2 separate regions of the Mus musculus genome follow, and region 1 is linked to region 2. Evidence: chromatin loops called from intact Hi-C (ENCODE). Cell type or tissue: gastrocnemius. All regions are shown on one strand.

Region 1 (5,000 bases), 180 kb before region 2:
AAAATCAGTGAATGCTCATTCTTCTCACACATGCACACAAACACTCATACACACAGGCACACAGTACACACAAACACACACACACGCACACACACAGTCATATACATATGCACATATGCGCACTCATATACACACATGTGCACACAAACACTCATGCACACAGGCACACAATACACACAAACACACACATGTGCATGCATGTGCGCACACATGCACACACACAGTCATATACACATGTACATATGCGCACTCATATATACACACACAGGCACGCACACACTCATATGTCCACACACACACTCATATACACCCACACACATGCACACACATGTGCTCACACACACACACACACACACACACACACACACACACAAACACACCCCTTTACTATTCCCCCTCCCTTGCCAATGCCCATGAATGCTTCCAAGCATTGAGCCACAGAAGCATTCATGCATTCTGAGGGTCTAGGAACCTCTACCCTCCGTCCAGGCTGGCAGATCCGCAGCCAGCACTACAGACTGAAGAACATTCAGAGCCCTCTCACCAGCCTGGCAGCTGCCTGCCACAATCACTACCTGGGCTCTCAGAAATGCCTCCTGTCCCGGCAGCTGGGAATACACAGATGTGTTGAATGTGATTTCAGCCTCACTCAGGAGCAACACCTTTTTCTGCAATGTCTGCAAAAGATGGGGTGGGGCAGAGCTGGGAATTAGATCTGGGGAAGCTCAGGGTTCAAGGACTGCCCTGACCCAAGGATGCCCCAGACCCATCGGGCACACATGGTCCAGGGGAGGACTTCTGCTATTGGCCACGCACCTGACTGATCCAGCCGAAGCTGAGGTTGCCCTTCAGAATGAAGTCAAGCTCATCCAGGGTGCCCAAGGAGGGGATGTCACAGCGGAGGTGCAGGCAGTCGGCGATGGCGCAGTCCTGGGGGCAGGAGGGGGATAAAGCTGAGGAGGAGGAGGGCCTTTACTTAGAAAGAGACAAAAAGATGAAACAAAGGCTGGCATTGAGTAGAGAATATACAATCGCAGGCTGACTACACAGTCAGAGTCATCAGTGCATTCCGTGCGTGTCCCCAGCACACGGGCTTTTCTCACCAGCACAGAGCGTCCTTGGATCTGGGTCAGAAGGTCGGAATGTTGAGGAGGTTCCCTCTGTGACACACAGGAGACACCCTAGGAGTGGGGGAGGTGATCAGAGCATGGCATCCTTATAGAGAGGGATTCTGGAGAGAGAACTGCTACGGGCTGTGTACCTGTGCTGGGCTCCTCAGAGTCACATCCCACACGGCCACACCATTCAGAAGGATGGGGACCCAGAAGTTAACGCTGATGGCCAGCGTCAATGGACTCAGGTTATTCACCTGCAGGAGTGGAGACCAGGTATTGGTATGATCCCTAGAACACCCCCATTTATTTCCTACCCATAGTTCTCTAGTCTTCTCCATCTTGAGCTGAGACCAACACACGTATTCTCTAGCTTCTCACACGATATCGATGTTCGGCCTCTTTCTGTCTCTCCCCGTGGGAAGATGAGAAGTTGAAATGCTTGGTAGAATCTTCCTGCCTGGAGAGAATGACATGTTAGTGAGAAACCGCTCCGACGCCATCTCCGTTTGAATCCCAGCTCGCTGTACAGTACTGGGTCCAGCAGCTGATGCAGGGAAACAACGATGGTCTTCAAATGCATCTGCAGCCTCGGTGCCAGCTTCCACTCCTCTCCCCACAGAGCCTTGCCAGGCACCGGAGTTACCAGCTCTTCCCTTGATGCGCTGACTTCTTTATGCCCCCAAAGATCTGTTCCAGCTTTCTTTGGCAGGAAATGTTCTTAACCGAGTTCCAGGGATTTTCACTCAGAGACCCAGCATCTGCACATTCCTTGTACTGATTGATCGCCATTTCCCAGTGGTGAGAAAGCGCTTGTATGCCCCCTCTAGCTGGTAGTCCATCAGATGGGAGGTGGCCTCAGGAACGCCTACAAAGTCTTCTGCCAGAATAAATAAGCCTATGGGACTCTACAAAGGGAAGGCTAGATTACTTGGGACAAATGGAGTGACCCTGTCTCTGGTGGCAGGCATGAAAGCAGATATAGTCGTGTTGGGGCAGGCAAACACATATGGAAGGAGTTGGCCCAGGAACTCAAGCCAAGAGGGTCCCTAAATGCCGACAGGTTCCTATCTACTGGTTGTATTTGTGAGATAGGCTCAAGTCATAGCCTAGACACGCCTTAAATTCACAGCGATCTTCCTACACCTGCCTTCCAGATGCAAAGATTATGACACATCTGGCTTACCCATGGCTTTCAGTAGACATTTGCTATGTTACAAAAGATGGTGGGAGGGGCACAGGAGGAATAGGAGGGGAGAGAGAGTGAGGGAGTAGGATGTGTAAATACATTACTCATGTATGAAATTATCAAAAATAAAAATGTAAATTAAATAACGAAGAACATATTTACCTTTGAAAATGTATTATCTAATACCACTGCTCATATGAGTAAAATGTTTCACACACACAAGTCTTTTTGTGGGGCGTTTGGACAGTCCTGGGGATTTCAGAAGTTAAGCCGTGGTCCCCGCCTTCCCAATGCTTGATGATGTCTCTGATCTCAGCAGAATTAAGCAGGAAGGCACAGTGGTTCCAGCACTCGGGAGGCAGAGGCAGGCAGATCCCTGTGAGTTCAGGGCCAGCCTGGTCTACACAGTGAGTTCCAGGACAGCCAGGGCCGCATAGTGAGACCTTGCTTTTTGTTTTTGATTTTTTTAAAAAAGAATTGAGCTCTAAGAAGGGCCAACATGCTTCATCAGCACCCAAAACCTCTGCAGAGCCCCCCCCCCGCCCCGTTTCACGCTATCAACTGGACATTTAAGAACACAGAGGAGACTGGGGGTGTGGCTGTGCCGGGCACTTGCTTAGCAAGCTCTAGGCCCCAGGTTCAGTCCTCAGGCACTGCTGAAGAATTGCCCAAGTTCGCATCTCAGACCCACCACTTCCTACTCAACAAAGTAACTTGGAGCATAAGTCATTTAACCTCATTAGAGTCCCGCAGAAGGCTGTCGCGGCACCCCCCACACATGAGCTCTCTATAACCGTTGGGAGTTTTCTCTTAGCTGGGATTCCTCTGTGCCTCCCAAACCTCTTCTGTCTCTGCTTCCCTTTTCTTACTTTAACATCTCCAGCTCTAAGCCTCTTTCCTTTTAAAAACAATTATTTTACATGGATTTGTTTATCTGGGGGAAGGCATGTGCCACTGTGCACATTTAATGTTCCCTGACTCTACCATGTGGGCATCAGGCTTGCCAGTGGCTTCACTCTCTGAGCCATCTCCTCAGGCTTAAACATCTTTTCAAAGCTGAGTAGAGCTCTCAGCCTTCCTCCATCTTGAGAGGACACAAACCCTCTCTGGAAGAAGCCCCTGGGCCCTCCTGCTTGCTTTGGACCACATAAGCAGCCCTGTCACACAGGGTGGCCTTGTACAAGACATTCAGTGTGGCTTACCTGGTGAATACAGGGGCAGGTTATTAAACCTCTTGAATTTTTTTATTGGTAAAAATAGAGATAACAATGTGGTTATCCAGAGGATTAAGTGAAATTACTACGAGGAAGAAGAAGAAGAAGAAGAAGAAGAAGAAGAAGAGGAGGAGGAGGAGGAGGAGGAGGAGGAGGAGGAGGAGGAAGAAGAGGAAGAGGAAGAAGAGGAAGAGGAAGAGGAGGAGGAGGAGGAGGAGGAAGGAGGAAGGAGGAAGAGGAGGAAGAGGAGGAAGAGGAGGAAGAGGAAGAGGAGGAAGAGGAAGAGGAACAAGTAACTCTTCCCAATCCTCACTAAAATAAAAACAATAGTATATTTAACTGTAAGCTGTGTTTTCCTAGGGAGAAAGAGGAAATTCATACATACAATCCATGGGTCATGTCACTGAAAATGACACATTTGATCCCCCTCCAGTCCTCCCATGCACTCAGTGGCTACAGCCACAAACCCCACCAAATGGATCTCTCAATGGTGTCCCAACAGCTCTCCACTCTGCGGAGTAACCGTCCACTCTGGAAAGTCCCTTGCTTGCTTCTAGCTTACCCTGCCCCTGCATTCACCTACGCACCTTCAAACCCCATAGCAGCAGCTTTGCCCTGACTCTCCCACCAGCTCTACCCTCCTCTGACCTTGCTTGGCCCCTGTGCAGAGCAGACCTATCCTGTTGGGTCAGGCTCCTGAGCACACAATGCCCAGAAAAGTCTTGCCCTCGATAGCCTAGCTTCACGCAGTGTCTGATACCACATCTAGCACTGAGGGAAGCTTCCTGGGAAAGGAAGACAGCACTGGAAGAAGAAGAGTTAAACAATGTGGCAAAGCCATGTGCCACCAGCAGACCAGTATACCAGAGCAGTATACAGCTTTTCATGGTGTGTTACAGATGATTAGACACAGACCAGACACAGACACAGACACAGACACAGACACACAGACACACAGACACACAGACACACAGACACACAGACACACAGACACACAGACACACAGACACACAGACACACAGACTCACAGACACAGACACAGACACACAGACACACAGACACACAGACACACAGACACACAGACACACAGACACACAGACACACAGACACACAGACTCACAGACACAGACACAGACACACAGACACACAGACACACAGACACAGACTCAGACTCAGACTCAGACTCAGACTCACACAGACACAGAAACAGACACATAGAGACACAGACATAGACACAGACACAGACACAGACACAGACACAGGCACAGGCACAGGCACAGGCACAGGCACAGGCACAGGCACAGGCACAGGCACAGACACAGACACAGACACAGACAGGCACAGGCACAGGCACAGGCACAGGCACAGGCACAGGCACAGGCACAGGCACAGGCACAGGCAGGCACAGGCACAGGCACAGGCACAGGCACAGGCACAGGCACAGGCACAGGCACAGGCACAGGCACAGGCACAGGCACAGGCCAC
Region 2 (5,000 bases):
TTTCCTCTTAAGAAACTCACCTCCACCCCAGCCTTGCAAAATCCTGCATTCAAGTCCAGGCATGATAGTGCATGCCTTTAGTTTCTTGAGAGGAAGAGGTAGTTTAGTTGAATATCTATGAGCCCAAGGTCAGCCTGGTCTCCACAGTGAGACACTGTCTTTAAAAAAATGATAATAGTAAAATAATAATTAATAAAACGAGGCATGCTAACACATGCCTATTGTCCTACCACTTAGCAGGTAGAGGCCAAAAGAATCCAGAGTTCTCAGCCACCTTCAACTACATAGCAAGTTTGAGGCCAGACTAGGCTATATAAAGTTTGAGGCCAGCCCTGTCTCAAAAGAAAAAGGAGGGGGTGGAGTGGGCTAGAGAGATGACTCAATGATTAAGAGTGCTGGCTACTCTTGCAGAGGGCCGGATTCTTTTCCCACACCGATATGGTGGGTGACTCACAAGCATCCATAACTCCAGACCCAGGGGAGCACAGTGCCTTCTTCTGCCCTCTGTCACATGGTACCATACGTACATGCAGGCAAATCCTGGTCCACACAAAAGAAAACAAGCCAATCTCTACAGTGGGGAGGGGAGAAGGAACTTTCAGAAACAATGAATCTTCCAAGTGAGTTGAGTGACATTGATAGAGGTAGCCCGCACTCAGGACTCAGGAGTCCCGCCCAAGGAGCAGGAATCCATAATGCAAAGAACAGTGTGGGCCATGCTGCTCCCAGAAACCATATGTTTTTACATGAAAATCCCAATACCAACTGTTGGATATCTCCATCGCAGTAGGCCAGGGCACTCCCAGAGGATGCTGTTGCTAAAGATGCCACACACTTTGTATCCAGGACACAGAGGATTCAGCCTAGACCTGAGCTGGAGCTTCTTCTGAGGTGGCTTTAACAGTCCCACAGGCAGACTGCTGGGAGAGAAAAGCCATCAGTGGTCACCACTGTGATTAGATCTGAAGCCACGCGACTACATGCCTGGTACCGTGAAACTGCTCAGAAGATTACGGATGAGGAAGTCACACCCAAACCGAGGACCTACAACACGCTCTGCTTAATGAACACTTGTTGAACTTCTTGCTAAATGTTTATGTTTGCACCCATATATTATTGATAAGAGAAGCTCCTTTTTTGCAGAGGGAGATCGTTAATGCTGAGACTCATACGAGATCTCAGTGCTGGGGACGAGTGACTCTTGAGTCCACATCCCTAAGTGGACATCATCTATAACACTCTCAAAGGCTTAGAAAGCACTCAAGTGAGGGAGCAAAAAAGATCACAAGAGCTGGAGGCCCGGGAAGACAGCTGTAAATCTCTGACATCTGGACGTGAGGGTGTGATGGCTATTCTTGTCTGTCAACTTGACTACATCTAGAATGAACTATAATCCAGAAATGGAAGGTACACCTGTGAGGGATTGTTTTTGCTTGCGTAAATCCATTTCTAGTCCAAACCATCGAGGTAGAAAGGCACGCACCTATGATCTAAATCTTGAGGTAGGAAGATGCACCTTTAATCCATACCACACCTTCTTCTGGAAGCCTACGTAAGGACCTAGAAGAAGGAAGCTTTTGCCTTTTGCTTATTTTCCACCACCTAGAAAGCAAGTCCATTCCTTCACTAACACAGAAGCCTACTTCTTTGGGATTCCAGCATATACTGAAGACCAAGTGAGACTCAGAATGTGGACGGAGCACTACTGGATTATTGGACTTTCCATTCACAGCCAAGACTAGCTGGACTGCAGCCTGTAAGTCATTCCAACAAGGGGTGTGTGTGTCTGACTCCCCCCAAAATAGCTGTAGCCATTTTGTTCCATGCCTGCCAGATATTTCACATTGTTGCTGTAACATGCCTGCCAGATGTCACTGACACAGAGAAGTGACTCGGATCAAGGACATGCTGACCACATTCCCTGTTCTGTATGAGGTTTGCTAATCTTAAGAAAGTCCACAAAGCTTTACGGAGGACCCATCGAATCAAAGGTCAATATGAACTGTTATGTCTAAAATATCTTGATTCAGAACTGATCACTGGGCAGCCCTTCCTGCTCTATGGTTTTTGTGGCTGACACTGAAAAATGCTACTAATAAGCCAAAAACTTGTAATACTATGAACAACTTTGCGGAGATAGTTCTGTCCCTCCACCTTCTCACAGCATGGGAGTTACTTTTCTGTTGCTGTAGTAAAATATCATGGTCAAAAACCTTACAGGAGAAAACACTTAAGCGGGATAGGAATCATGAAGGCCCAGAAGTCATGGAAACAGCAGGGCAAGCATGGTGACAGGAGCATGTGCGACCACATTTTCATCTGCACAGGTGTCAGGACAGGAAGCGAAGGAGGGCTTTAAAATTTCAAACCTTGCCCCTCCTTTGACATACTTTCTTCAACATGGCGCCACATAGGTTCCAGAACCGCCCAAAACAGCGCCATCTACTGGGGAGTAGGTGTATTTTCATGAACACATGAAGTCTATTGCTTAGTCAAACTGCAAGTGGGCTCTGGGGATTAAACTCAAGTCACCAAGCTTGTATGGCAAAGAGCCTTTACCCACTGAGCCGCCTCGATGACTCCTCTAAAAAGAGTTATTTTCATTAAGAACAGTTTTTCTTTTATTTTTAAGATTATAGTTACATAATTCCTCCTTTCCCTTTCCTTCCTCCAAATTCTTCTGTATATGCGTGTGTGTGTGTGTGTGTGTGTGTGTGTGTGTGTGTCCTGTTCAGTCTGTATAATGTTACTTGTATGTACATATTTTCAAGGCTGACCATTTGGTATTGGATGACGTATTGGATTGCTCCTCCCTGGAGAAGACTATTTCTCCCACTTTCAGCATGCCTTATGTGGTGGTTTGAATATGCTTGGCCCAAGGAGTGGCACTATTAGGAGGTGTGGCCTTGTTGGAGTAAGTACAGCCTGTAATATTCAAAATAAATTCAAGACTGCCCAGTACCTTCCCCCTTCAAAAGGACTTTCCAAACTATACTAGCAGGCCAAGTACAGACCCAGATAAAAAGTCGGCTGACTAAACAAATATAGAAACATAGTTTTAATGGTCAAAATGACTAAGCTTACAGCTGCCAGAACAAGATTAACAATTCCCCTGCCCTGCCTCACACTAAAAACCACAAGGACAGACAAAATGAGAGTCACCCTATACAAACCAACCAATGCCTAAGGTTATTTGCTACACCAATTAAAATAAGCCAAACTACCCTGGTGCCTAAATCTTCCCCTTACAAAGGTATAAAAAGTGTGTTCCCTCTTTGTTCTGGGTCTCTCCTCCAGTCTGCGTGCTGAGAGAGGGTTCCCCAACATGTTGGATAAGTAAAATCCTCATGTGTTTTGCAACGATGGCAGTCTCTGTGGTCTTTGTGAGTAAGGGTCTCTTGACAACCTATAACAAGCCTTGTTGGAGAAAGTGTGTCACTGTGAGGGTGGACTTTGAGACCCTCCTCCTAGCCGCCTGGGTGACAGTCTCTCCTGGCTGCAATTGAATCAAGATACAGAACTCTCAGCTCCTCCAGTCCCATGGATGCTGCCATGCATCCTGCCACGATGACAATGGACTGAAACTCAGAACCTGTAAGTCAGACCAATTAAATATTGTCCTTTACAGGAGTTGCCTTGGTCATGGTGCCTCTTCACAGCAATGGGAACCCTAACTAAGATGCTTTGTGTGCAGTTGAGGCCTTGCGTGCTTTCTCCCGTCCACTTCTGCACATCTATTGCTGTCCTTGTTCAGCTCATAATTTAGCCAGCCAGGTTAGTGAGAATATGGGTGCAGCTTCTGACATTTCTAGGAGACCTAATCTCACAGCAAACTCCCTGATCTTCTGGTTCTTACAATTTTTCTGCCTCCTCTTCCTAAAAATTCCCTGAACCTTAAGTATGGGAGTTGTTTTATAGATGTATCTGTCTGGACTCCAAGGTATGTATGCTACTACTAGACTGCACCTTAGTGTTATCTTGCATGCTGGTCATTGTTGTAGTTCATAGACATTATAACTGTATAGGGCTGTTGGCTTCCTCCCTCCTTTGAGATGGGGTATTCAGATCAGAAACGGGCATGGTGGCGCATGCCTTTAATCCCAGCACTTGGGAGGCAGAGGCAGGCGGATTTCTGAGTTCGAGGCCAGCCTGGTCTACAAAGTGAGTTCCAGGACAGCCAGGGGAACACAGAAAAACCCTGCCTCAAAAAACCAAACCAAAAAAAACAAAAACAAAAACAGATCAGTTCCAACTCAGAGACTTCTGGGTGGTAGCTGAACTGGTCAGCCTACCAGCTCTCCTGCACCCACACCACCAGGGCAAGCTCTCCAGCACTGCCCCAGCTAGCTCACCTAATGCCACATTCAGCAAGGAACAGGGCCACCTCTCCCACTCTCATGCTCTGAGACCAGCTCACCCTTAACCACACCAGCAGAGCCAGCTCTATTTTGCTGCCCAAGTGAGGTGCGGGGGGGGGGGGGGGGGGGAGCCTCTCCTGAGTGCTTCAGCAGGTGAGGGGCTGGGCCAGTTCTCCCCTTCCCACACCCTTGGAGCTGGCTCACCAGCAACTCCTCCACCCCAACCAGGGCACAATAGGTTATCTGAGAGGAGTCCCAGTGATGAACAGTATTGGTAGCATAGCAGGAGCCAGGGGCCTTGAAGCAGACCAATGACTCATTGCCGTGAGCATTTGCAGGTGAAGATGTATGGACAAGAGTTTACTATGAGACATGCCGTCACACACTACAGCTTCCACAATGAGGTTTGTTTTTCTTTGGGGGGATGGGGTTGCAAGAGCAGAGGGCAGGCACAAAGGGATGGGGAGTTGAGTGGATTGGGGTGTATGATGTGAAACTGGTAAAGAATTTAAAAGCTAAATACATCTGGGTGTGGTGGCACATGCCTTTAATCCCAGCACTTGGGAGGCAGAGGCAGGCGGATTTCTGAGTTCGAGGACAGCCTGGTCTACAAAGTGAGTTCCAGGACAGCCAGGGCTATAC

Evidence for each region. Hi-C counts contacts between places; a loop is a spot of excess contacts. Peaks named below come from ENCODE experiments on the same cell type or tissue, not always from the same donor. Only the 100,000 strongest peaks of a DNase experiment are listed, where the experiment ranks them.
Region 1: a loop joins it to region 2, with 4 times the contacts of the local background. A loop is called at or near these places in 16 of 42 quality-filtered maps.

Annotation. Positions count from the first base shown.
Region 1 is chr7:128,199,527-128,204,526 of GRCm38, reverse strand. Itgad (integrin, alpha D) reads right to left here. Exons shown (of 31, transcript NM_001029872.3): 25 at 1,494-1,572; 26 at 1,262-1,369; 27 at 1,104-1,181; 28 at 817-930; 29 at 576-677. 4931431B13Rik (RIKEN cDNA 4931431B13 gene) reads left to right here and starts at 1,199. Exons shown (of 3, transcript NR_045183.1): 1 at 1,199-1,388. In gastrocnemius, no CTCF peak of the experiment used is centred here; no DNase peak of the experiment used is centred here; H3K4me3 peaks cover 129 bases.
Region 2 is chr7:128,020,591-128,025,590 of GRCm38, reverse strand. No RefSeq gene overlaps it. Among named protein-coding and RNA genes, the nearest start is that of Trim72, 19 kb to the right of the region's middle. In gastrocnemius, a CTCF peak has its summit at 2,442 (motif pointing left); no DNase peak of the experiment used is centred here.